Regions from separate parts of the Mus musculus genome. Here regions 1, 3, 4 and 5 are each linked to region 2. A link is a loop called in an ENCODE intact Hi-C map of the cell type or tissue named here. Cell type or tissue: left cerebral cortex. All regions are shown on one strand. Region 1 overlaps Slc39a11 (solute carrier family 39 (metal ion transporter), member 11). Region 2 holds the start of Sstr2 (somatostatin receptor 2). Region 3 holds the start of Slc39a11 (solute carrier family 39 (metal ion transporter), member 11). Region 4 overlaps Slc39a11 (solute carrier family 39 (metal ion transporter), member 11). Region 5 overlaps Slc39a11 (solute carrier family 39 (metal ion transporter), member 11).

Region 1 (5,000 bases), 120 kb after region 2:
TGCTTGCTCCCGAGGTGGGTGTGTGTGGTGCTGCGCCTGTTCTATAACGAGACGCCTCAGCCCCTGACAGCATCATCTGCACGTGCTTGGATCTCCATCCACTGTAATTTCTCACTGAAAGAGGGAGTTACTTGACTGAAGGAGACAAAGGGAATTGCCAGAGAGCCCCTTACACGTGCATTCATTCCATCCAAGATGACAGGTAGGACCCTAAATAATTCAGCTTCAGTAATTAGGTTTTGTCACATACATACATGAAGCTTGTCAGGGAGGGGACACTACGCCCGGGCTTAAATGCCGGTGCTTACCACAAGTGATAACCGGCTTACTGTTCAAGGTGGCAGCTTAGCACCCTTCCTTGATGACTGCCACGTTCAACACTTCACCTCTTGAAATAATGGCACAAGAGAAACTGTCTTCCCTCCAAGTCCCGGCTTGATAAATTGTGGGGGTGAGGATGCCTGACAAACTGTCATGATGAGTTAGCAGACGTTGTAAGCCTGATGATAATTTCTTAGAACAGTGGATGCCCTTGCAAATATTCTGTTAGAAGGAAAAGAAAAACCCCGAAAACCAGACTAGATTGTTTAAAGGTAATCGGTGTCCTGAAGACACATCTTGAGATGGTTTGAATAAGAGAAACTGACAAGAACAGAGTGTGTTCTCCTGTCGCTGTCGTATTAGAAGGCATGGTGGCTGCTCCCAGTGCTGTAAGAGAAACTTGTGTGGCTTTTAGGATGGATTCGATTCATTGTAGATAAAAATCTTAAAAGTTAGAGGAAGGGAGATTCTAGAGTCTGGAAAACGTTGGGAAATGCAGCCAAGGTCATTTTATACCGAGGCACGCCGGTGCTGTCACCTGTTTTCCGTGATGGTAGCTTGGGTTTGTTTTCCTGTCGTTGTGAAAAAATACCACAGCCTTGGCCCTCCTTCTTTACCAGGCTTCAGTGTGTGATTCAGAGTCCAGTACAATCACATCACTGCGGCAACGATTTCCAGACCCAGAATCCAACACCCATTAAAGGATTAAACTCCCTCTTGTTCACTGCCCCAACCGTGAGGAGGCAGAGCCTGTGCTAAGTGACCATTCTGCCACACAGGGCACCTGTACTTATGGACATTTGCATATTTGGTGGCTACTTGATAGGAGAGAAGCTTAGCTCCCAGGCGGAGCTTCTTGGTCTGGCGTGTGAGCGAAAGGACTCCATTGTTGTAGTGTTTCCTTTTCCTGTGAGACAGCTTGGAAGTGCCGCTGAAGACAGTGGAGAGCGTCTCCTTTTCTTTTTCCTGGGCTTCTGTATGGCTTGTATCACATGTATGTTTGACTCTCAGTCCTCAGTGGCCCCAGGAGGCAGATCTCTGCAGCACACTGCTTTACAGATCAAAGAGTTGAGGCCCAGAGTGTGATAGGTTGGGGTCTGACCGACTATACTATTCAACGCTGCCTCTCAAAAGTCATTTGGACTTATTCTTCTTTTCTTTTAATCATTCCCCTTACATCCCCGGGACGACTTTTACCCCAGAATATGTCCTTGATTCACCTGGGGGATCCTATTAAAACATACGTTCATGGCCCATTCCTGTAATCCCAGCACTTGGGAGGCTGAGGCAGGAGGACTGCTGTGAGTCCAGCCTGGGCTACAGTATGAAATTCTGGCTCAGAAACAGAAAGCAGGGCTGGAGAGAGTGAGCGCTCAGTCAGTAGAGTGCTTTGCCTTGCAAGCACGAGAACCCAACGGAGTTCAGCCTCCAGAAGCCGTGGGAAACGGCATGGTGTGGACAGGCTTGAAATCCCAGCACCGGGAGGCAAAGACAAAAGTATCTGGGGCTTGCTGTCCAATCCTTCCAGCCTGGTCAGTGAGCTCCGGGCCTGTCGGAGAACTCTTAAAGGAAGTAGATTGCCAGGTGCTGCCCCTGGTATTCTCATGTAAGAGGCTTGGGGTGCAGTTCAGGGCTCTGCGTTGTGAAAAGCTTCATGGTGGCTTCGGGTGCATCCCCAGGTTCCGGACTCACCCTTTGTCAGAGTCCCCTAACGTCATCATCGCCCCCTGGTGGCCAGGTGGTGACTGGGTTGAGCTGGGTTGGGGAGGCAGCTACAGGGGCCATCTTTCCTTTGGGGAAAACAGGAATCTCACGGTAGAATGCATTGCTTTGCAATGGTTGCTCTGATAACGGGCCATGACTTGAGTGGCTTCAACTACAGGAATCTACTGTCTCTGTTCTGGAGGCTAAGACTTTCTAGAAAGTTCTAGACACGAAAGATCAAGGTAGAAGAGAGTCATATTTCCCTGAAGATACTGGGAAAGGCTCTTCCCCAGGCCTCCCCCGCATCCTGGCCCTTCATTCGGCCTCTGTATACACGACTCCAGCCTTCCCAGGTAGCCTCTATCCCTCTCCACATATACAAATCCCAGTTTTTAATATGGACCCTATAGGTCCGCAGAGCAGGGTCCATGCTTCTGAGTACAGTTGTATGTCCTGGGAGCCATGACATCATTTGGGAGGCTGCAGTCCACCCTGTGATAGGGACATATGGTGTAGATATTGGGGGGTGGATTAATAACTCAAAGGCAACATGAAAAAGCCAGACACTGGTATTTAGAGAGGGGAACTGGGGTCCTATGTGAACATGAAGAGTTTGGCTGGAAATGAAAGGCAGTAATGGATGCCACCAGCTGTGTGGGACAGCAGCCAGTAGGTACCACTTGATCCTCCCTGGGTAGATGCTGTGTGTTGCACTCCCTTGCTCAGTGGCTCTTTCCTCGAAGCCCCTGGTGGGTCTCTCTCCCATGCCCTGTGCCTGGCATGTGGCAGAGGGCTATACACCATTCTGGGTGCTAGGAGAGCAACCTAGATACTTTGTTTTCACCTGCCTCTAGCCCGGGCTTCCTGCAGTGCTCTGACGAACAAATTGAAGTCAATGCAATTCATAGAGGGAAGACGTCTTTGCTCCTAAGCAGAAGAAAATCGGTCCTGTAAGAGGATTCTTGGTGGTGGGATCAGTTAGGAACCATATTGGTTATCAGAATTACTAGCCTTGGAAAGAATGGAAGGTGACTTGGCATGCTGCTGTGTTGCAGGTAAACAAATGGCCGTATTCACTTAGCATTCTGATCCCAGGAGAAGAGTCGAAGAGTCGAAGCTGTGTGACTTGGCCTTCCTTGGCGACTGTGAGAGGCACAGGGCATAACTGGAAGCTCTTCCTCAGACTCCTGGGACCGCTACCCTGTGTGCAGGTTCAGGATGGCTGACCAGGGTCCTGGAGTTTGCATTTCTGGCTAGTTCCTGGGTGTTGCTGATGATGCACCACCCCCCGACCCTATTTTGAGAACTGCTATCCTTCTGAAGTTAGATTCTGCATATCTGCAGATTTCTAGTGCCCCATAATGCTTGGGGGAAAAGGACTCTAGTTTATTGAGTTGGCGAGAAGTGCTGGTCCAGCTGACTCCATTATTTAAAAAGTCATTTTTCAGATAACATTCACTAAAGTAGTGTGTGTGTGTGTGTGTGTGTGTGTGTGTGTGTGTGTGTGTGTGTGCACAAATGCATATGGAAGCAGAAGTCAACCTCCAATGTTGTTCCTCAGGACAGCCTTGGTTTGTGAGATAAGCTCTCCCTCTGGGTCCCAGGGCTCCCTGGTTAGGCTAGGTTAGCTGGCCAGTGAGCCCCAGGGAGCCTTCTGTTTCTGCCTCTGCAGTGCTAGCTGGGATTACAAACCCAAGCCACCATGACCAGCTTTAACATTTTTATTTTTAATGTTTTACTTCTTTTTTATGTCTATGAGTGTTTTGTCTGTGTGTCTGTGTGTATGTCTGTGTCTGTTTGTCTGTATGTGCATGTGTATGATGGTGCCTACAGGGGCCAGAAAAGGTCGTTGAATCCTCTGAGCGGACTCTGAGTTACTGGTGACTGGGAGCTGCCTAGTGTGGGTGCTGGGAACCGAATCCAGGTGGTCTGCACAAGCAGCAAACGGTCCTAACCTTAGAGCCCTCTCTCTAGCCCCAAGGCGTGTTAGTAAAAGTGAGATTACACCATGATTTGTGACTTTTCTGTCTTCAATTGGAAATTTCCACTTGGCCTCGGCAGAGCTTGGATCCATCTATGATCTCACCAACAGTGTATACAGAGGATGCTCTTACCTGGATTCGTCACTCCAAGCTTTTAGCAAAGTAAAGAAAGGTGCAAAAAAAAAAAAAATCACATTTCGTAGTGGGTTAGATGGACCCGCGCGCCTTCCTGTGTGTGTGTGTCACTCTGGCCATCGGTGTCTTTCTCCTGTTTCCCAGGGACATTGCTGCGCTTGCTTGCAGGTCACCTCAGAGTTCCTTACACACCGAGGAAATAACGTCTCGTGTTTTGCTTCCTGTCTGTCACTTACGACTCCGTCTGTCGCGCTTCTGACTATGAGGGCTTTTATTTCGTTTGTGCTTTGTTACTGCTTCTAGAACAATGCATGCGGAGACTTCATCATTCCAACCCAGTTAAGGCATTATCTATTTTTCTATGATTTTATTCTTACTTTTGCATTTGAATACTGTGTGTGTGTGTGTTTGCAGGAGTGTGTGCATGCGCACGCGCCAGTCTGTATGAGTGCATATGAATGTGAGTGCAGGTATTTGGAGGGCAGAGGCCATCCTGGAATATTATTCCTCAGGAGCCACCCCATCTCCTCTCTTCTGAGACACCTTTTCTCCTCGACCTGGAACCTTCTGGAGAGCCCCAAAGGGATAAACTTATCTTCATCAACCTGACACCCAGATTACAAGCATGCGCCAGCACACCTGGGTTTAACTTGGATTCTGGGAATCAAAGTCAGGTTCAAACGCTCATGCTACAAGCACTTTACTGACTGGGTCATCTCCCTGACATATATACTTAAACTAAATACTTAAGCCATCCCAAGCCCATCCTGTTTAAAGAAGGGAGGCGGGGATTCAGGTGGGCATAATTCCTCTCGGGCCCAGAAGCCCCAGAACCATTGCTGGGGAGACCTCACCTTT
Region 2 (5,000 bases):
ACACACACACACACACACACACACACACACCCCTCCAAGAATCTGAGGTTGGAACTTGCAGCAGCCCTGTGTAGCCCACCACGATGCTAGAGTGCCCCTCGCCATTGGGGCGAAGGTAGATAAGCGAGGCTCAGGACGATGGAGTTAGTGTGAGGAAAATATTTAGGGTCATAACTCGCTGACTCTGGAAACAACGTGTTCCCTAAGGGATCTTTACCGTTTCTAGGCAGACTGAGGGAGAGTGGATTGCGGTGCCTGCAATGTCCAGCTTCGAAACGCAGAGGGGACTGAGGTGCCAGGGGCAGCTAGGAGCGCTGACAGTCGCTTGGGGACCTGACCATTCAGTAGCTGGTTCTCTCCAATCTAGACAGATTCTCTGCCTGAGGGCGGCGGGTGGGGGGGGGGGGGAGGGAGGGGGACCTGACCGCAGACGAATTTGGGCTGCCTCCCCATCAGGGCGATAAAGAGCCCTGAAGAATCTGCTTTCCTTCTTTTTCGGTGACGTCCCCATCACTGTCCCTCCCTAACTTAGGTCTCAGACTGTGGACCCTGTGGTGGCACTTGGCATGTCCCTTCTCCTTTAGCTGGTGTCTCTTTCCTCGGACCAGGGCTGTTTCGCAGGTGGCTAGGAAACAAGTTGTCCCCATCGGACACGCAGGGCACACGCCACGGTACTTGGGCATTTTCTTTGAGAACAAATCCGTCCCAGAACACACTACCTTTCCACCCCAGACACCACGATATGCATCTTTCATCCACCTGTCACCTCCAAAGGCACAAAAACAGAGAATTTGCGCGCCGGGACCAACGTGCAGGTCGCCGGGATCGGCGGTCTATCCCCAGAACAGATGCATGCAGGTGCCCAAAGTGTGCTTGTCCCTCCCTCCATCTCACGGTGACACACGCGTATGCACACTGGCACCCCTCACCTTGGTTTTCCTCGAGCACTCGCTTCCCTGTGTTCTCTAGCACCCAGAAGCTGTTCTTTTACCCAGCTGGGCGTCCAGGAGCACAGCAGGCTTAGCGGGTGTTTGGCGCTCAGCAGTGGCTCCCGGGGCTCCCAGCTTCCTTGGCTGGCTCGTGCTGGCCCTTCTGGCGTCTGAGAGAGCTTGCCCGGGCCCCGAGAGAGCTAGCTTGGCCTGTAGATCATTGACGCCCAGCCGCGGACTGGTGCTCCAGGCGCCGGTGGCCTCGCGAGCGCGCCGGTGGCTGCGCCGCTAGCAGTGGCCCGGGCGGGTGGCAGCCCCTGGGCACACTTCCCCACGCCCCCGCCCGTGACGTCACGGCAGCTTGGCTCCGCCTGCCGGGTCCTGTTGGACCCGGTGAGCAGAGTGGAGAAAACCTGCGGGTGGCCCAGGATAAGACAGCAGACCTTGATGCTGTTGGATGGTGAAGCGATGTCAGTGTCTCCACGACTCCTCCCTATGAGGGCGCGCGTGGCTTTCTTTCCGATTTCAGTGACTCGGTCTGGTTTTACCCAACAAATTCCAGGCAGCTGGTGCGGCGACTTGGGTGACCTAGACTAGCTCCGGGACCTTTAAGACGTGTTCTCAAGTTTGCAAAGCCGTGCCTACCACGGTCCAGTCCCGGGAACAGGGCACAGGTTGCAGAGTCAGGCTAAGGGCAGAGGAAAAAGGGGTGACAGCAGCAAGCGTGTCTCCCGTGCAGGCGCCTGCAGGTGTGCAAGCGCGGGGCACCTGGCTTCAGTTCCTGCAGCCAGCAGGCTCCGCGGGCTCCACCGCTCTCCCAACTGGAGGCCCCGGGCCATGCAGTCTCTTCTAGCTTTAATTTAGCCCGTCAGTCACTGCTTGCTGGTCTGACCCAGCCCCAGCCCAACCGTTCCGCCTACGCGCGCTGTGGCGCTCTGCGGGAGCAAGGAGGGACTCACAAGAAGTGGGAGATGTGTCGCATCAAGTTGCAGCTATTTATTTTTTGACTGTGATGATTCAGCCGATGTTCCAATAGTTTAATAAGTCATAATCAATCCTGTAGCCTCCCTTCCTTCACCTCTTAACACTCCCCCAGAGAGAGAGAGAGAGAGAGAGAGAGAGAGAGAGGAGAGAGAGAGGAGAGAGAGGGGAGAGAGAGGAGAGAGAGAGGGGCAGAGACAGACAGACAGACAGAGACAGTGAGTGCACCCTGGTGGTTTCTAGAACATGAAAAATCAGAAAACAAACCCCCCCCCCCCCGATTAGCTTTCTCTGTGGGTCCTGATGCAGCCATCCTGTTTTTGATCTGCTTGCGGGTTCATCGGGGAAAAGCATAAATCCAGGAGTTGTGTATGTGCGGTGAGTTTTGACAGGGAGCCAGGCAGCAGGTAAAAGCAGCCCGGAATTCTTGTAAGTCAGAGTGTCGCTCACTGGCACCATCTCTACGAGATGTGTGGGCTCTGTGGACTTGATGGAGATTGAAGCAGTGGTTGTCGGGTCCTAGTGTTGTGTGGGTTGGCTTGTCTTTAGGTTTTTTTATGGGCGGGGTTGAAGGGTTGAATAGTGCAGCTCTCAGAACGAGGGGAGTGGCCCTGGGGGAAAGAAGGGGCCCTGAGTGAGCTCAGGCCTCCTCCTCCCTGAGACACAGTTGTTACAATGCCTATTGCCCCCTCTAGTTAAAAACCCTTCCGGGAACAGAGAAGGATGAAGAGCCAGGAAGTGTCCATTCTGAGCTCGGCTCTCTTCGAGTGTCATGAGACCTTGTAAAAGTTCGTCACCTGTTGCTGCAGTTTGTGTATTGTCTAGCAAAATAGCTCATTCAAAAACAGGAACCCCTGGTTCTCAGTAGTTCCTTCTCTCATACACAAGGTGACCCCCAGGGGGCAGTGTACAGGTTTTTTTGGTTTCTGTACTTTTGGTTCCATATCAACACCACCAGCAAAAAAGCAGGCTGTCCTTATCAGCTAAATAATCCTTTCCCAAACAACGTGGGGATCATTTCTGTATGCTCTTAACATGCTGAGCACACACAATAAAATCCACCCTCCGTGCACTTGGGAAGTCTTCCCTCAGCTCTCTCAGAGTCAGGTCTGCCAGGCTCAGCCCCAATGGATAGATGAAACCAGGGCATGCCTATCTCTTTTGCAGCTGGGCCCCGTGAGATCTGAACACTTTGACCTTGAGAGCAGAAAAGGTCATCTAGAACAATTATTGATTTTGTCCGGTCCGGTTGTGTGCCTCTCTCCCCTCCCCCGACCTGTGAATGCCTCCACAGAGCTCTGAGATCACCTTTGGCTTCGCTGCACCGCCCCTCCAGCCTCCAGGTTTGAGTTCCCAATCCTGGTTTGACAATACCCTGCCCTTTTGACACCCACCCAGCAATCTGCCGCAGGCCTGTCCTTCCTCAACAGCTCCTTTAGTAACTATGTAACGAGACCTTGAACCAGAAAAATACACGGGTTGCAAAAGAGATAACCTCCTCACTGGCTTGCTTGGTATCTTTTTTTTTTTTTTAAAGATTTTTTATTTATTTTTATGTATGTGAGTACACTGTAGCTCTCTTCGGACACACCAGAAGAGGGCATCCAATCCCATTACAGATGGTTGTGAGCTGCTTGTTTGCTGCGAATTGAATTCAGGATCTCTGGAAGAGCAGTCAGTGCTCTTAACCACTGAGCCATCTCTCCAGCCCCTTGCTTGGTATCTTTAAGCCAATGAAACAAACACCTCTTCATTTTTGCACTTACCAGAGGGACGCTAGGTGGCAGGAAATGAAGAACGGTAATGGCCTGGGAGTTCAGCAGACAACGGACCGGGAACTCTCAAGTAGGTCATTCTGTCTGGTCGCTTAGAGGCTTTATCAACTAAATGGAGAGCAATTGTTCCTCTGCTGTCCATTTGGTGGAAGCAAATGTTGCAGTTTAGCTTATGGTGGAAGCAGTTTAGCTTAGAGGAACGTGTGAGGCATAGGAGAACTGGATTGATTGGTGGTGTTGAATGGCAGGCCAGGCATCTGGCACAGGGTCTGTCATCTGCACATGTGACATTTCTATGGATGGAGAAAGAGCAAGGCCCCTTAAGCTGCAGCATGTTAAATGTGGGGTGCTTTGGAACTCACTGTGTAGTTCAGGCTGGCCTCAAACATGTGACGATCCTTGACTGCCTCTGCCTCTGCCTCCTGCCTCTGCCTCTGCCTCTGCCTCTGCCTCTGCCTCTGCCTCTGCCTCTGCCTCTGCCTCTGCCTCTGCCTCTGCCTCTGCCTCTGCCTCTGCCTCTGCCTCTGCCTCTGCCTCTGCCTCTGCCTCTGCCTCTGCCTCTGCCTCTGCCTCAAGAGCTGGGACTGCAGGTCTGTGAGGCCACACCTGGACTTGATGTTTTGTTTGGAAACTATGGCATGTGATTACCATGAATTTTTAAGGACATGCCCATTGGCCTAGAGGGCTTGAGGTCTCTTTAGATTCAGCAGGGGTGACAGGAGCCCCTTTCTTCCCTTCTCTCTCCCTGCTTATGGAACCTCCTTGGAAACTGCTCCTCAGAATCCCTTCTCTCTCTCCTCTTCCTACTTCCTTCTCCATCTTGCTGGAAGTGCATTAAGAATGCTGGTCCCAAGAGGGACCTCGGAGCCTCTGATCAAGAAAGCCAATGCCACGTAGTTGTGTAAGTGAGAAAACCAGACTCAGAGATGCCAAGTGACTTGCCCAAGATCATTCAGCCAGGGACTAGAAAGGCAGGAGTCGAGTTGGCTGACAGTGTCAGGCTATGAAACCCTGGATGAGGGGAGGGAGTCCTTCCCCACTACCAGCCTGAGCATCTCTCTTCCCCTCGTCTGTCATGCCTGTTAACATAACAAGGTTCCTCATCACTCATCCTGGAACAAGTCCTCGGTGAGAGTTGGCAAAGAGCAAGCTGTCTCCAAGGACATTCCCTGGTCCTTACTGGAGTGCTCATCTGTCACAGGCCCTTCAGGGGGAGAGCATGGACAGCTCAGAAAGGGTGGCCATCACACCTGCCTTGCAGGTGCAGTGTGCCTCCTGAGAACACCACGAGGTGCCATTCATTCCTGGCCCATTG
Region 3 (5,000 bases), 54 kb after region 2:
AAATCTCCTAGCTGCCTATGTGGCCAGACTTGCAGTCTGCAGCCTCTTTTTAAGTTGCTCAAAGGGTTACCTGGGTCCAGGACCTGAGATTGAAGGATGTCAATGTATGTGAAATGCTTAAGCCTAGCGTGTATATAAGTTAATAAAACCTGGTGGGAGCTGATTGGGCATTCGCTGAGAGCTGGACAACCACCCTAAGAGAGTTCTTCCTTCATCGCTGCGAATACAGAGTGGTCCTCACTAGGAAGGCACACCGCTCTCTAAGAGGGTAATAGATGCCTGCTCTTACTGTCTTCTTTGTATACTCCAACTGCAGGCTGTTCTCCTGTCCTGAGTACTTTATGCTTGGGCTGCCAAATGCAACACTGACCACTCATTTAACTTTACATTTCAAAAAACAGTCATGACATTTGCATGTGTGCATCCCTTACAGGGCACAGGGCATACTTATAATAAGAAACTATTTGTTGTTTTCCTGACATTCAAATTGAACCAGATATCTGGCCTTCATTTTATTGCAGCTAAATCTAGTCAAGGTGTTTTCATAGAAGCCCTGGAGCGGAAAGCCTATGACCTGGGGTGATGCTTCGCATATGTGGCCCTCAGTGGGTCCTCAATATTGACATTGACAGGCTGTAGTCAGCAAGTGAAAGATTGCAAGCTCAAGTAGAATGCAGAGCCTGGGCATCCTTCTAATGGAAGGTATTGACCTTGAGAATAAAGCCATTGACCTTCAGAATGTTGCCCATCTTGACACTGGCTCCGTAGCTCAGTTAGGACCTATGTTGTCATGTTTAGGACATATGACAAAAGATGTAGACAACATTAAGTACGTCAGAACTGATCCAAAGTGCCCCTTCTTTGGGTGTCTGTAGCCTCCCCAAGATTTCCTGGGGTGTGTGCACTGCCCTAGGCCTTCGCCTTTGCATTTGTGGACTTGGGGGAAGGGGAGAGTGCTGCTTTTGCCCGCCCGCCTCTGTTCCTGCGAGCACGGAAGCCTGTGAACCTGAGACTTTATTCTCCAGGCAGGATTCGCCGGTTGCGAAGGGGCGGGGCCCGGCGGTGGAGGGCCACGTGTGCTGGAGTGAAGCAGGAAGTGACCGCGAGAGTGGAGCCGGGCGAGCGAGTGGCATCGGGGGCTGATGGAAGTGGAGAGGGGGCTGGAGAGGGCACCCTAGTGAGTCGCCTTTTCTCTCCTTCAGGCCCGGGGTGCCGGGCAGTCTCGAGAGTGTGCAGCGGCCTGGAGCTTGCAAAGGGGTGCCCTAAGGTGCAAGTCCTGGAAGAGCAGCAGGGGCTGTGACAGGTGGCAGGGGGAGGAGGGTGTTTGGGACCCCTCTGCTCCACCCTAGGATGAGCTGGAGACAGTGATGCGAAGCTCCTGAGTGCACAGCCAAGGGTCTCTTCATTCATTGTTTCATGGTGGTGTGTATAGGGGACAAGGGACCTGTGGTATCAGTGGCAGCCATTCGGAGGCCCCTCCCACCTCCACCTGTGGCAGGTCTGGGGGAGGCTGGAGAGCCGGCAGCATGCCTGCCTCCTGGAGAACTTTTTCATGTTCATGCTAGTGGTCCAGATCCTGAATCTGTCTCATGGGCGTCTCTGGTAAAGTCCGGTCCACGAGTTCTGTGCCAGCTCCCTTAAGCCCACGCAGTGCCTCGCTTTAACTAAACCAGCGTTTTGAAGTGCGGAGGCAACATTTAAAAGACAGGGAAAGAGACAGAAAAGGACAGAAGGAAATTTACTGGAGTCATGGGAGCTGGCTGCTCTGTGCTGTCAGCCCGCTGTTGGCTTCTCTCAAGTTATAGGATGGGTGGAGAATGGTCCCCTGTCCTGGTCACTGGTCCAGTTTATGATGTCAATATCCAGCTCTGGAGAAAGTCTGAAGCAGACTGCCTGGCAAGATTTAACTCCCCCATGGAGTTAAATAAGGTGCAGATTTGGGGAATCCCACAAGTGTGTGATGTCGCCTGCGCCCTGTGCTTTTACGTAGCTCCAACGGCTGGAGATGGAGCCCCTATGGTAGAGTGCTTGCTTACCATGTACAAAGCTCTGAGTTTGATTCCCCAGTACCACAAAAACCAGCTATTGTAGCACACTCTGGCAATTCCGGCTTTGGGAGGTGGAAGGCAGGAGGATCAGGAGTTCAAAGCCACTCTCTGCTACACAGTAAGTTCCAGGCTACATTAAAAAAAAAATCATCTAAGTAGCTCTCAAGAGGGACCAGACATCTGGCTTTCCACCACCCTTAGAGAGTAGCCAGAGTTTTCAAACAGTGAGTGGAAGAAGAGGCGTGCTGGGCTCACACTGTGATAAGTGGTGGGTGGCCAGGGCTCTGAGTTCTCAGGAACTCAGTTATGCAGTGAACTTAGAAGAGTGTTTTCCTATCTCTCTGGCCGCCATGGAGACGCACAACTCCCTTTGGTTTGATTTTGCTGGCTGGCAAATGGGAATCGTTTCTTTTAACCAGTAGCTGTCAAAAGACACAATGAGGTACTTGGGGGATGTTTTACGCTGTGATCTGTCTCGGATAGTGAGACTTGAGAGGATGCTAGCTCCATCTCGGTCTTTGTGTATGTTTAACATTTTACTCACAAGCAACTGGGAGCGATCAGTGTGTTAATGCTCTAGGATTTCAGCTAAAAAACAAACAAAAAAAATCCAACAAATTCAAAAAACAAAAAATACTCAAGTCTCTCATTTTTGTTTTTTGTTAGTTTGTTTTGTTTTGTTTTGACAAAGAATCTTACTATATGGCCCTGGCTGTCCTGAAACTCACTAAGTAGACCAGGCTAGCCTCAAACTTGCAGAAACCTGCTGGTATTTGCCTCTTCAAGGTCTGGGACTAAAAGGTTTCTGCTGCCATGCCCAGCACACACCACTCTTTTGAGGTTGACTTGACTCAGGGAGGGTGGAAAAGGCTATTTTTTTGCTTGATTTTTTTTTTCTTTTTAAAAATTTTAAAATGTGTGCAGTTGCTGTCTTGAGTTCCTCTGTCATGTGTGCCCAACCTGCACTCGGTATAGAGATGTGTGCAGCCCAACACAAAATAGTAAGCTTACTTAGACAATGTGAGATTTGGGGAAGGGTGCATTTTAAAACTACCTCTATGTGTGTGTGTTTTGCGGGGTGGGGTCGGGGGGCTTGTGCATTCCATGGTGCAAATGCCGAGGTCAGAGGAGAGCTGTTGGTTCTCTCCCTCAGGTGGGCGTCAGGAACCAAGCTCAGGTTGCCAGACTTGGCAGTTTTTCGTTATTTGCTTTTTTGCTTCTTGGTTGTGGGGTTCTCCAGTGTCATCGTCAAAAGGCTGCATATGCTTGGAATCCGAACCCATAAATGGTTAGACCTTAGACCTAGCATGGGGGCCCAGCGGGACTCATCTGAGCCCACAGCCTTTTCTGAGTGTGGGCTGTGCCCAGGGCCCTGTCCATACTCTGCCATGGCTTCCTCTAAGGGCAGCTGAGGGAACCTCTTTAGCCCTTGATATGCAGGCATGTTCAGCTCTGAGGGAGCCAAGCCAGGTGGGGTCAGGTCCAGCCCTGTGGATGCTAGAGGGCCGAAAGGGAACTGAATGAGGCCTTTGAGTTGATGCCCACACCTAGCTTGTATGTGTATGTGAGTGCCAGGACACACGGCCGCTTCGCAAGTGGACTTCTCTGCCTTGTAACTTTCCGTAGGCGAAGCCTGACATTTGCAATCTAGGACAGGATGGACAGGATATGGTCTCAGTCTTATAGTTCATTCTGAGGAGGTTCTCTGGGCCCATATGAGAGAGGGCCCTTTCTTTTCTTAGGGGACAGCGGTGCCCCTTCGCCGGCAGCAGCTATGCACAGAGCCGTTTATGGTTCTATTTCCTTGTGTTCTCTGACTCTCCTTTCTGGGTAAGCTGGCTCCTCCTCCTTAAGCAGGTAGTTTGCAGCGGATGGCCATGCCTGCTTTCACAAGGCTGTGGGAAAGTGTCTTCACCATTCTCAAGCAGTTACAAAGTTAGGTTATGGATGTAGGCAGGCCCCTATAGAAAACAGCAAAGATGTGTGTTTGGACATGGTGTGTGTGTGTGTGTGTGTGTGTGCGCGCGCGCGCGCGCGCACACATGCGTGGGTAGTCATAGAAGGCTTCATCACAGACCTGGCATGAGGTGGGCCTTAGAGGAGGCTCTTGGGTTTCGTGGGCAGGAGCCGTGGAGGGAAGGCCTCCCCGAAGGGGCTTATGGGAACGGAACCTTGGAGGCACAGCTGTCTGGGTTGTAAAGGTGCCCTGATGAGTTAAGTTGAATGGGAGCGTAGGGCCCAGACTGCATGCTGCTGGACTTTGGCTGGAGAGTCCATGGCGGTGGGAAGGTCTGTCGGTGGAATTTATGTTTAGCCAGGAGGCTGGCTTGGGGAGCCAGGAAGGTGTGACTGGGAATCAGATGGAAGGTATCTAGAGGACAGTTTGAGCTAGGGGCCTGTTCTTTGGCAGGGTCTGAGGAGAAATAGCAGGCAGGGACAGATGGATGAATGAGCGGGCCTCTGGGGAGAGCTTCCTGGCCTCTTTCTCCCAGTGTCCTCACGTCGCCTTTCAATGTCCCTGTGCTGGTACTGGGATGGTGAGGCCTGTTGCATTGGTTTGACTTGAATGTGCAGACCACCTACCCTGACAGAGGGCAGCTCAGGCAGTGACTTAGGACATGTGTATATCACAATTGGGGCCCCTCAGCATCTGCCTGACCCTCTGCTCTTCTGTGCACAGCAGTATCCAGCATGCTCCAAGGTTACAGCTCCGTGGTCCAGGCCTTGCTGGGGACCTTCTTCACCTGGGCAATGACAGCAGCCGGGGCAGCTCTCGTGTTCATATTCTCCAGCGGGCAGGTGAGTCGCTTCGCTTCTGGGGATTGGCAGGGACCCTTTGGTGACCTTTGGAACCTGCCCCTTGCCACACAGCACCGCCGGGCAGCGGCCACACAGGCAGGTGGTGGGATGCTAATTCTTCCCATCTTCCTTGTTTTCTCTCTGTTTCCTTAC
Region 4 (5,000 bases), 320 kb after region 2:
CTTGCCAGGTAGGAATATTTCAGTCTCCAAGGAAACCGTTAAACAGCCCCACCTTTCCATTTTGAGACAGTCTTATTTGTCTTTGTCACTGCATACACTGGGCTAGCCTGCCCACACACTTCCAGGATTGTGCCATCTCCATCTCCCATCCCGCCAAAGTCATGCTGGGATTAGGAGTGTGCTACTATGTCTGGCTGTATGTGTGCTCTGAGGCCTCAAACCTCCATCTTCAATGATTGTCCCACCCGAGTGCCCCTCCCCCGCCCCAGCCCTCTTTCCAGCCCCGGAGCCATGTCCTTTTGAAGCACACATGCTTGATTGATGCCGTGCCACAGACTCATTATCGTCCAGGCCATTATCATCCAGGCCGCATGCTCAGACTTCAGCGTGATGCGGTCGATCATCATTAACAGAAGCAGCAGACAACATAATTTGTGAGTGGGCATTTAAGCCAGAAGCAGCATTAAAATCAGCATAATCTAGGCTACAGGGGAGCGATGGAAACCAGACCATCTAAGAAAACTCAGAACAGGGCGGACTTTTTACATTTGGCCTGTAAAGGTCAGCCAAGCATAAGGGCAGTCAGCCGGGGATGGCGGTGCTGATGGTGGTGCGGATGGCGGTACGGATGGCGGTGCTGAATACCCAGGAAGCCCCCAATGTGTTCTCAAGGCGGATGGACAGTGGCTATCAAGACAGACTCCCCTAGTGCTCAGGAGGGAAGCTGAAAGGGTTCCTGGGAGGCAGGTTGAAGAGAAAGCACATCCTCCACACAGTGGCCTGTCTCCACCCAGCCTGGTGCAGACTCAGGACAGGGCTCCAGAGGTGCTGGACAAAGCCACCTGGCTAAACTGGGATGGCTTGGGAAGGTGGGAAGGGGACGCTGGAGCCGTGGGACGGATTCCACCACAGAGCAAAGTGTTTGCTGACCTCGAGTACGAACTTCAGTAACCCTGAGGAGAGGAGGAAAGGACGGAGCCCTGCTGGAGAGAAGAAAAAGGAAATCTCAGAGAGATGAATGCAGACCACGAGTGTTCTTAGTTTAGGAGAACAGTTGAAGATCAGGTGGCAGGGAGCCACAGGTGATTCACGTGACAGTGATGGAAGAAAGAGGGAGGAGCTGCTATGAGTGTGTGTGTGTGTGTGTGTGTGTGTGTGTGTGTGTGTGTGTGTGTGTGAGAGAGAGAGAGAGAGAGACTATTCCGCACAGGCAGACAGCTACCCTACAACAGAGATTGCAAAAGGTCTGCCCCTCTCTGAGGATGCTGGCAGTTCCCAGCCACCCACTCCAGGAAGCAACTGATGTTCCACAGAGTTCTGTGTTGCGGATCCAGATGTGTTGCGGATCCAGATGCCAGATGCCACTGAAGATAGATTTGTTATGTGTGTGTGGGTGGGGTGCTGGGGGTGCAGGAGTCCTGGGGTCAATTTCGGGTTACCGGGCTTGACCTCAAGCACCTACTGAGCCACCTCACGTCCCTCAATCCAGCTTTTACTTGATTCTGGCTTCCAGTGCGCTCGCTATAGTCCGGGGGAATGTGAATATAGACACAGCTAACCAAGTCTGGCCCTGCACTAATTTCTATAAATGGAGGTTTTCTTGAGACACACGTTCGCCAATCTTTTCACATGCTGTCTCTGGCTCCTTGGCTACAATGACTGAGTGAAGAGTTGACGTAGACTTCTAAAGGCTGAAAATACTCTCTGACTTTTTACATAAAGTTCATGGACTTAGACATAGTGGACACAGCCCATAGCTTTTACCCAAGTTCACTGCTGAGCCCTCACTGTCTCTCCGTGACCTCATGGGTACTATTTGCAATGCATCTCAGAGGGAGGGAGTCTCACCTCTCTCCAGCAATGTTAACCACCACCACCAACAGAGAAGAGAGAGGTAAATATTATCAAAAAGGCACTCTCATTCCTCTCAGCAGTTCAGTTAAGACAAGAGACATAGGCAGAAAGCAGCCAGCCTAGAACTGGTGTGTCACTACTGCCACCAGGTGTCTACAGGCTGCTACTGCACCTCAGTGTCCTACTGGATCAGTGGCAGGGATCAAAAATCAGCGCCCAGGGGGCATGTGGTGGCATAGACCTATAATCCCATCCTTTGGGAAACTGAGGTAGGAGGATTTATATAAGTTCAAGATCAGGTGGGTCACATCACATGTAAATTATCAGATGAGCTAGGTACCTCGCCAAATTAGGTCTCAAAAGGGGGGAGGGAAGATTGGCCAAGGATACAGCTCAGTTGATAGACTGTGTGTCTAGCATGCACAGGGTCCCGGGATTAATCACCAGCATGGAGTAAAGCAGGCATGGTGGGCCGCATCTGTAAATCCCAGCACTTAAGAAGAGAGAAGGTGAATTTAGTGCTGTCCTCAGCTGTATAGTGAGTTTGAAGCTAGCCTAAGACACATGAGAGAGACACTGTCTTAAAAAAAAAAAAAAAACCAAACCCAAAACCTGTCCTCTGAGTAAGGAAGAGTCAGCCAGGCATGAGCAGTCTGTGGGCCAAGGGAAACACGTCTTAGCTTAGTGTTGCTTTCTGATCTGGTCCCTCCGTGGTTTCTTTTGGCTCCAACCACAAAGAAATGCCGAAGCCCGTATGTCCTTGGGGAGTCGGATGATTAAAGTGGTTTTCCTTTTCAGAAGTATCATTAAGAGGAGACCACACCTCTCAGCCCTCACTTCAAGGTACACATAACTCGAACCAGAAGGGAGAGCGAGTGAAGCAATCTTATGCTTAGACGTTGTGCTTTGCACCCCGTTTCCAGCTTTGGCGAGGGGGTGTTTATAGCCTGGACCGATGGCTCCGACCGGTGTCCGGCTGCAGGGCTGTGCAGAACGGGCAGTGCTGGCTGCAGATCGGACAACCCACAAACGGGCCTCCCCTGGTTCCCTGCACTTCGTGCTGCATGCCCCGGCCGGCTGCTGGTGCCCAGTGTTCAGACACTTAATCAAGGATGTCTGCTGGGTTAACCACCACTTTCAGACCAAGTCTGTGCCTGTTCCAAGTCTGCATCTGATAGCAGATCAAAGAGTAGAGACCATAAACGACATACATCTTTCGAGCTATAAAACACAGGCGTTGCTATATGACCAATCATGGGATGTGGGGGTCAGAACACACTCGTGGAGTAGCGATGGCTTTGTTTTCCTGTCTCACCGAGCTTCTGAGGAGCAGCCTGTGATAGCTGCTCCCAGCAAGAATCCACAGAGTGCGTGCTTGCCTCTATGGGCACCAAGTTCACCTGCCTTTTAGGGACATTCCAGGGAGACCCTCCCTGTCCCCGGGTTGTTGCTGTGGAGCTCCCCCTGCCCTCTGTCTTAGCCTCTCTGGAAACCTTCTCTAGGCTGAGGTATAGCTGGTGAGTTAGCAAGAGGGTGTGCAGGCAAAAGTGCGATGCCTTTTACCCTGCCGGCCCCTCTCCTCACCACAGCCCTTCACTCGACTCCCCTGCTGCAGGCCTTTATCTGCACCCAAAGATCTTGTCCTCCGTTTCACCTAAGCGAGCCAGCCTTTCTCCCATGTAGCTGTCCTCTAGGGAGATCTAGAGTGGTCCACCCACAATCCTCTTCCCACAGTTTTCCCTTCCAGGCCACTGGCATTGGAGAACGGCCCACAGCGCCACCATGTGGTAGTCTGGCTTCAAGACTCACTATGAGGCAATGGGGGAGAAAGGCTTCAAAAAGGCCAGTGAGGTGCGTCTCTGAGTTGCCTCACCTCGAGAGGCTTAAATAGAACTTCTCTAAATTGGTGTTGGGCTACATTTACTCTCTCCATAAAGCTAAAGTCTATCTGTCTATTAATCTTTTCTATCTTTATCTTCTATTTATCTCCTTCTGTAGGAGTTGGTAAACATTCCCTAGATGTTTTGCAAAAGTCGTGTTTATCTCCCCGCTATCTGGCTCTCAGCATTTCCCACCTCGTTTACCTCATCACAAAGTAGATTCATCATCCTTACTCCTTCTTTCCAAGAATTAAAATAGAGCATTTGGGTGATCCTCTGCAAAGAGACCAATAGAGCAGGAAGCTGTAACAATCAACGAGGTGTGGGGAGGCCAACCGCAGAGGCCCCTGTTTGCTATTGTGGGTTATTGTACGTCACGTTTAGTGTTGTAGTAACTTTAGTAAGATTCATTTATCTTATTTTGTCTGTATGAGCGTTTTGCCTGTTTGTGCACCATCCCCACAGAGGTCAGAAACAGAGTCATGGATGGCTGTGAACTGCTGTAAGGTTGCTGGGAATTGAACCGAGATCCTTTGTAAAAGAAGTCAGTGCTCTTAGCTGCTGAAGCCCTACCCCCAATATATTTTTCAAGAACTGGGTATGACCTGATGTCTTAGTTAGGGCTTTACTGCTGTGAACTGACAAGTCTTGTCAGTATGAGTATTTGGTCAGGGAAAGGGGCACCATGACCAAGTCAACTCTTATAAGGACAACATTTAATTGGGGCTGGCTTACAGGTTCAGAGATTCAGTCCATTATCATCAAGGCAGCAACATGGCAGTATCCAGGCAGGCACGGTGCAGGAGGAGCTGAGAGTTCTACATCTTCATCTGAAGGCTGCTAGCAGAATCCTGGCTTCCAGGCAGCTGGAAAGAGGGTCTTAAAGCTCACACCCACAGTGACACATCTACTCCAACAGGGCCACACCTTCTAATAGTGCACTCCCTGGGCTGAGAATATGCAAACATCTGACTTGTCCACAGTTAAGAGGGTTCTTTCTCACGGACCATCTCAGAAAATAAGGCATGAGGTTACTCACGCATCTTCATGGCATCCCTGTGATTCCCTAGGCTCCCTCTTTTTTGGGGGAGAACTGATTGGGCTGTAAGTGGTCTCCAGAGACAAGCTTGCTTCTGATGTCTTGCTCCGAAACCCACTAGCAACTTCAGAAGAGACAGCCCTGTGCCCAGAGAGTCTTTCTTTTGCTTCCCTTATTACCTGGACTAGATTCCAGACCCCTCTGATCTCACCTCACTGTCTCAAAAC
Region 5 (5,000 bases), 100 kb after region 2:
TCTCTGGTTGTAAAGTATAGAAACAAAAAAGGCTTTTTGCTGGCTATAGAGAACAAAGAGCCTCTTTCTGGCTGTGTTTTTAGAGATCAGGGAAAACAAGCTTGGGGAACGTGCAGGGCTTTACCTTCCAGGGAGAAACGCTCTAAGTCGGGGTCCCACGGTATCTGTGCTTGTGTTTTAGCTGATTCTGTTGTCCTGGCTCACCGAGATGGCAGAGGACCAGGAGGTTACAAATTACATCTTTAATTTTCAACCAGGGTTATAAATTACATCTGACACTGCTGTTTGTTCCCAAAGGAGGAAGAGTGGAACTGGTAGGAGAACACATACACACACACACACACACACACACACACACACACACACACACACGCTTTCTGAGGGAAACTTCGTAAGCCTCCAGTGGTTTTTGTCATCACAGACCATCTTGATAGGGATGCTTAAATCCTACCAAGTGATTTAAATCCTACCATGTGGAGCATGTATGATGCTTGGAACCTTCTAAAACCCACGTTGATTCCCCCCATCTTTTCGATGTTAGGCCATAAAGTTGTGACGGTCCTCTCTTGCCATGGCTTGAGTCAGGAAACATTTCAGGTTCCACATATCTAGAACTTAGAACTTATGGGCAGTTGGGGGTAGAAAAGACACCGAGTGTGCACTTAAGATAGGGGCATCCTCCTATTCCTCATGGGAGCTGGGACAGGGCTGGCTTGCCCATAGTCTGCAGCTCTCTCTCCAGTCAGGTGGCTGATGCTTCACAGAACCTGCCTTGCTATATCTCACTGCTCATCGGATCTCAGATTGATTGGGCCAAGGAGTCAGAGTCGCAGGGAGTTGGAGGGAAAAGGCAGTGTCAGGGAAAAAACAGACAGCGAGGTTTTGGGACAGAGATGAGGTTTGGCTAGTTTGTACTGGGGGGGGAGGACCCAGTTAAAGCCAGTGTGATAAGTCATTCTCTCTCACATGCAGCCTTGGGGATGCCTTAGGTTGGATAGAGGAGAAACACTGGACCTCTGATCACAGCCAGCATCTCAGAGTCCTCTGGAAATTCCCTATTCCCAACACACAGGTGAAAAGAGGGAGAGTTGCCGCTCCCTTGATGTGTATGGGGGTGGGGTGTTGAGAACTTAATACACAAATCATAAAATCATAAGGTTGGCAAGAGTCGTGTGGGCCTGTGGGTTCCTGTTTCTTCCTGTTGAAGGGCATGGGGCTGAGCATGTGTGTTTTGTTATATACACATGTGACCCCTTGTGAGGTGAGAGAAGGCCCTGAGACCAAGTTAAGCTGGTTACCCTCTGGCAGCCTCCCTGCCCCCGTCTCTGCAGCAGATTCCTTTGCTAGTAGCCATCCCCATCCTCCCAGGCTTCCTCTCTTTACGACTGGGCAGTGCTCCCTGTATCCCCTGGACCGGGCCAGCTTTAACCAAAGGGCTGGACTTGCTGCTCACTCTGAATGCGGGAAAAGGCCCTCGTGCATGCCCACACCTGTGCCAGCAACAGGGCTGACATGCTGGGAGGATTCCAGTTTTCTCTGAACGTAAACCTACAAGGAGAAGCAGCAGGTCGAATACCACTGGAGAAGCTGTGAACAGAGCAGCCCAGCATCCGGTGGCTAAGATAAGCATCCTTTAGAGCTGAAGATCTGCCTCCATAGCACAAGGGCTCGCCTGGTGGTCGTGCACTCTGGGTCGCTTGGCTACAAGGTTTTAATCAGCGGCTTGTTCTCTGCTGATCATCAGCAAAGTGAGATCAGGCATGTGTTCCCATAAGTGGTTGTAGACAGTGGAAATGTAGGTGCATTTCCACACACATTGACACTTGCATATGTGCAGTTTAGAAGGCGTGGGCACACACACACACACACACACACACACACACACTCTCTCTCTCTCTCACATGCACACTCATGAACATGTGTCTTCAGGGTAGCTCCCGTCCCATCAGCCTCATGAACTAAGGACCTTCTGTTGAACAGGATGGCAGTGACTCCATAGTGCAGAAGAGTGACTAGGGACAGGCCGACAGAAGCAGCCTCTGGCAGAAGCTGGTGTTCAGCCCTGATGTCTGGAAGTTCCAAGAAGAAGCCTGAAGGTAGCCAGTGTCTGCCACAGGCATGATTTGTACAGCAGTGGTTTTGGCTGCAGGAGCTGAGGCAGACTTGAGAGCAGTGTGCTGCCCAGAGCTCCTCGAGACAGTGTGGGCTGTCACTGTCATCTGGAGCAGCGCAGTGCCACGCCAGCCTCTTTGAGGAGATTACTCATCGGTTCACCACGCTATCCTGAGGGACAGCAGAGCAGACGACACCTAAGAGTGTCCCAGCTGTCTTTTGGGTCGCACCGCCGTAACAAAACACCACTCAGGGATGCTTAAATAACACACTGTCTCAAGGCTCTGGCTGATTTGATTACAGGTGAGGGCCCTATCTTCCCGGTTTGCAGATGGCTGCCTTCCCATTGTGTCTGTACACAAGTCGAGGCAGAGAGAGAGATGGTGAGCCTCTCTGATGGGGACTTTTCTCATCAATACACTAGTTCAGTCATGCCTCATCTAACCTTATCACCCCCAGAGGCCTCAGTGACATTGGACATAGCTTCAACACAGCAAGTCTTTTTGGGGGCTGGGTATGACACAGACATTGTGTTTGTTAAAACCTGCTGTAAAAAAAGTGGAGGAATTTTCTTCTTGCATATTTTGGGCATAAGAGTGCTTTGTGAAATTTGTAGAGCAGAACTCTGACTAGACAGCTCTCTGGCCAGTAGGCAGCACTCTCTGGCCAGGGGGAAGAGAGCTGTAGACTTTCAGAGGAGTAACGTTGATGATGCTTTTTGTATTAACCTCCATTTTGTTCTAGTAAGAACAGCTGGTCCAGTGGCCCTCTAGTACTGTGTACTCATGTGTCTTTACATTTAATAAACAATAGAATTAGGTCTTACCTTTTTTATTTTAGTGTGTATACATTCATGTTTGCATGTGTGCATATATATGTGCATGGGTGTGCAGAGGCCAGAAGTCAATCTCCTGGGTGTTTTTCACAATTATTTTCTACTTTTTTCTTTTCTTTCTTTCTTTTTTTTTTTTTTTGAGACAATACCTCTCACTGGACTTAAAGCTAACCAGTTTGGCTAGGCTGGCTGGCCAGTGCACCCTGAGATCCTCCTGTCCCTGGCTCCCCAGAGCTGTGACTACAGCTGTGCACTGCCACACCTGGTTCCTTTGCGTGGTTGCTGGCCATGAAGCTCAAGCTGTCACGAAGTTTACTGAGCCTTCTCCCAGCCCTGGGCTCACTTTCTCATGAGGACCTTTTTAGTTAATGTCGTGTCACGTTCATGTCTCCCGTTGTATGTCGTACCGTTACCTCCCGTACACTCCTTCTGGTTTTTGTTGTTTCTAGTGTTCTTCTGGAGCTCCTGTCCCGCTAGCTTCTGGGAGTAGTGTCCCATTCATTCTATTTTCTCTACTGAATTTAAGAATATGTAATATGTCTCCAGGGGCTGTGGGGATGGCTTGAGAAAGAACCCTTGTCAGACAAGCATGGGGATTAGTTTTTGAATACCCAGCACCCATGTAAAAACACTGTGGTTGGCACACAGAAAAGCCAGGCTCAGCAACACATGCTTTTAATTCCAGCACTGGGGAGGTGGAGGCAGGAAAATCCCAGGAACCTGCTAGTCTAGCAGAATTGGTTTAATCTTAGTGCTCTGGGTGAGTGATGGAGACAGGAGGATGCCTGAGTCTTGCTGCTTGTCAGCCTGGCTCCAGGTAGAGTGAGAAACCCTGTCCTAGGGAATAAAGCAGAGAGCGCCAGTGCATGACACCTGGTGCAGTCCTCCAGCCTCTGTGCCTGTGCATGGGTGGATGACCCCCTCATGAATATTCACCATACATACACACACACACACACACACACACAAGCATACACACACACACAAATACAACACACACAGAGACATAACAAACACACAGACATACCACACATACACCATACTCATAAATATATACTATACATAAACATACACACACACACACACACAAATACCACACAGAGGCATAATAAACGCACAGAGACATACCACAAACACACAGATGCATACACCCCATACAAACACCACATACACACACATACACACAGATATACCACACACATACACACACACACACACACAAACACACACAAATGCACACATACACACTTCAATACCACACACACACATATAACAAACACACACAGATATACCACACACACATAATGACACACACTACTATGCAAACACCATAATACATACACACCACACATATACATACATCTACATGCACAGAAACACATACATATACCCACACATACACAACACACATACAGACATACCACACACACACACACCACATACAGAGACCCCCCCCTCCCAATTAAAAAAACAACCTATATACTCTTGTGTTTGTGTGTTGCCTAGTGATCACTGAATCAGAGTTACCACTGGGCTATTTCCGATGAGGTCTCACAGCTACCCAGTGGCAGGCGCTCCCCCCTACCCCCACCCCTGGGCCCATCACATTGCTTTGTCACACATTTTTCCGTCTCCGAGTTTCCCGAAATAGTCAGCACACGGCCAGTGCTTTGGCTTCGAACAGTCCATCACCTTTAATGGAAAATGTGAAATTGTGCATCTCACCTTCTGTGAGGATCACGGCCCGGTGCAGCCCGTTCACCAGTTCCTGGAAACCCTTGGAGTGTGCTTTCACCTGTTGTTCTGCAGAGCCCGAAACAGAAAGGCACCGTGAACTTAAACTGGACCGCTGCATCAGAGTCACTGCAAGATACCTTGTCCTCGCTCCACCCTCTGGGCCCCATTGCCTCTCAAATGGAGGTGGCTTAATTGTAAGATCATTGTGTGTGTGTGTGTGTGGGGGGGGCAGTAATGGTGCATGGATGTGTGTGTGTGTATACAGTAACAGTACACGGGGTGTGCCTGTGTGTGGAGGCTGACGGATGACCTTGAG

What was found. A loop is a pair of places that touch in the nucleus more often than their neighbours do. Peaks named below come from ENCODE experiments on the same cell type or tissue, not always from the same donor. Only the 100,000 strongest peaks of a DNase experiment are listed, where the experiment ranks them.
Region 1: it touches region 2 in a loop (3-fold over the local background); 22 of 42 quality-filtered maps call a loop at or near these places.
Region 3: a loop joins it to region 2, with 2.3 times the contacts of the local background. A loop is called at or near these places in 5 of 42 quality-filtered maps.
Region 4: a loop joins it to region 2, with 5 times the contacts of the local background. A loop is called at or near these places in 33 of 42 quality-filtered maps.
Region 5: a loop joins it to region 2, with 2.7 times the contacts of the local background. A loop is called at or near these places in 12 of 42 quality-filtered maps.

What each region holds. Positions count from the first base shown.
Region 1 is chr11:113,496,133-113,501,132 of GRCm38, reverse strand. All of the region lies in intron 4 of Slc39a11 (solute carrier family 39 (metal ion transporter), member 11), which reads left to right. Among named protein-coding and RNA genes, the nearest start is that of Gm51928, 40 kb to the right of the region's middle. In left cerebral cortex, a CTCF peak has its summit at 2,056 (motif pointing left); a DNase peak (open chromatin) is centred at 2,049.
Region 2 is chr11:113,615,552-113,620,551 of GRCm38, reverse strand. It overlaps Sstr2 (somatostatin receptor 2), which reads right to left and starts at 1,225. Exons shown (of 2, transcript NM_001042606.3): 1 at 930-1,225. It also overlaps a transcript of Slc39a11 not described here. In left cerebral cortex, a CTCF peak has its summit at 2,804 (motif pointing right); DNase peaks (open chromatin) are centred at 1,295, 1,785 and 2,808; H3K4me3 peaks cover 1,914 bases; H3K27ac peaks cover 1,263 bases.
Region 3 is chr11:113,561,853-113,566,852 of GRCm38, reverse strand. It overlaps Slc39a11 (solute carrier family 39 (metal ion transporter), member 11), which reads left to right and starts at 1,038. Exons shown (of 10, transcript NM_027216.5): 1 at 1,038-1,177; 2 at 4,729-4,847. The coding sequence starts at 4,740. In left cerebral cortex, no CTCF peak of the experiment used is centred here; DNase peaks (open chromatin) are centred at 1,052, 1,658 and 2,276; H3K4me3 peaks cover 931 bases; H3K27ac peaks cover 255 bases.
Region 4 is chr11:113,294,987-113,299,986 of GRCm38, reverse strand. The region is part of intron 7 of Slc39a11 (solute carrier family 39 (metal ion transporter), member 11); the gene reads left to right. Among named protein-coding and RNA genes, the nearest start is that of Gm51927, 11 kb to the left of the region's middle. In left cerebral cortex, CTCF peaks have their summits at 2,012 and 3,643 (motif pointing left); DNase peaks (open chromatin) are centred at 1,047, 1,321, 1,997 and 3,623.
Region 5 is chr11:113,513,618-113,518,617 of GRCm38, reverse strand. The region is part of intron 4 of Slc39a11 (solute carrier family 39 (metal ion transporter), member 11); the gene reads left to right. Among named protein-coding and RNA genes, the nearest start is that of Slc39a11, 50 kb to the left of the region's middle. In left cerebral cortex, no CTCF peak of the experiment used is centred here; a DNase peak (open chromatin) is centred at 2,222.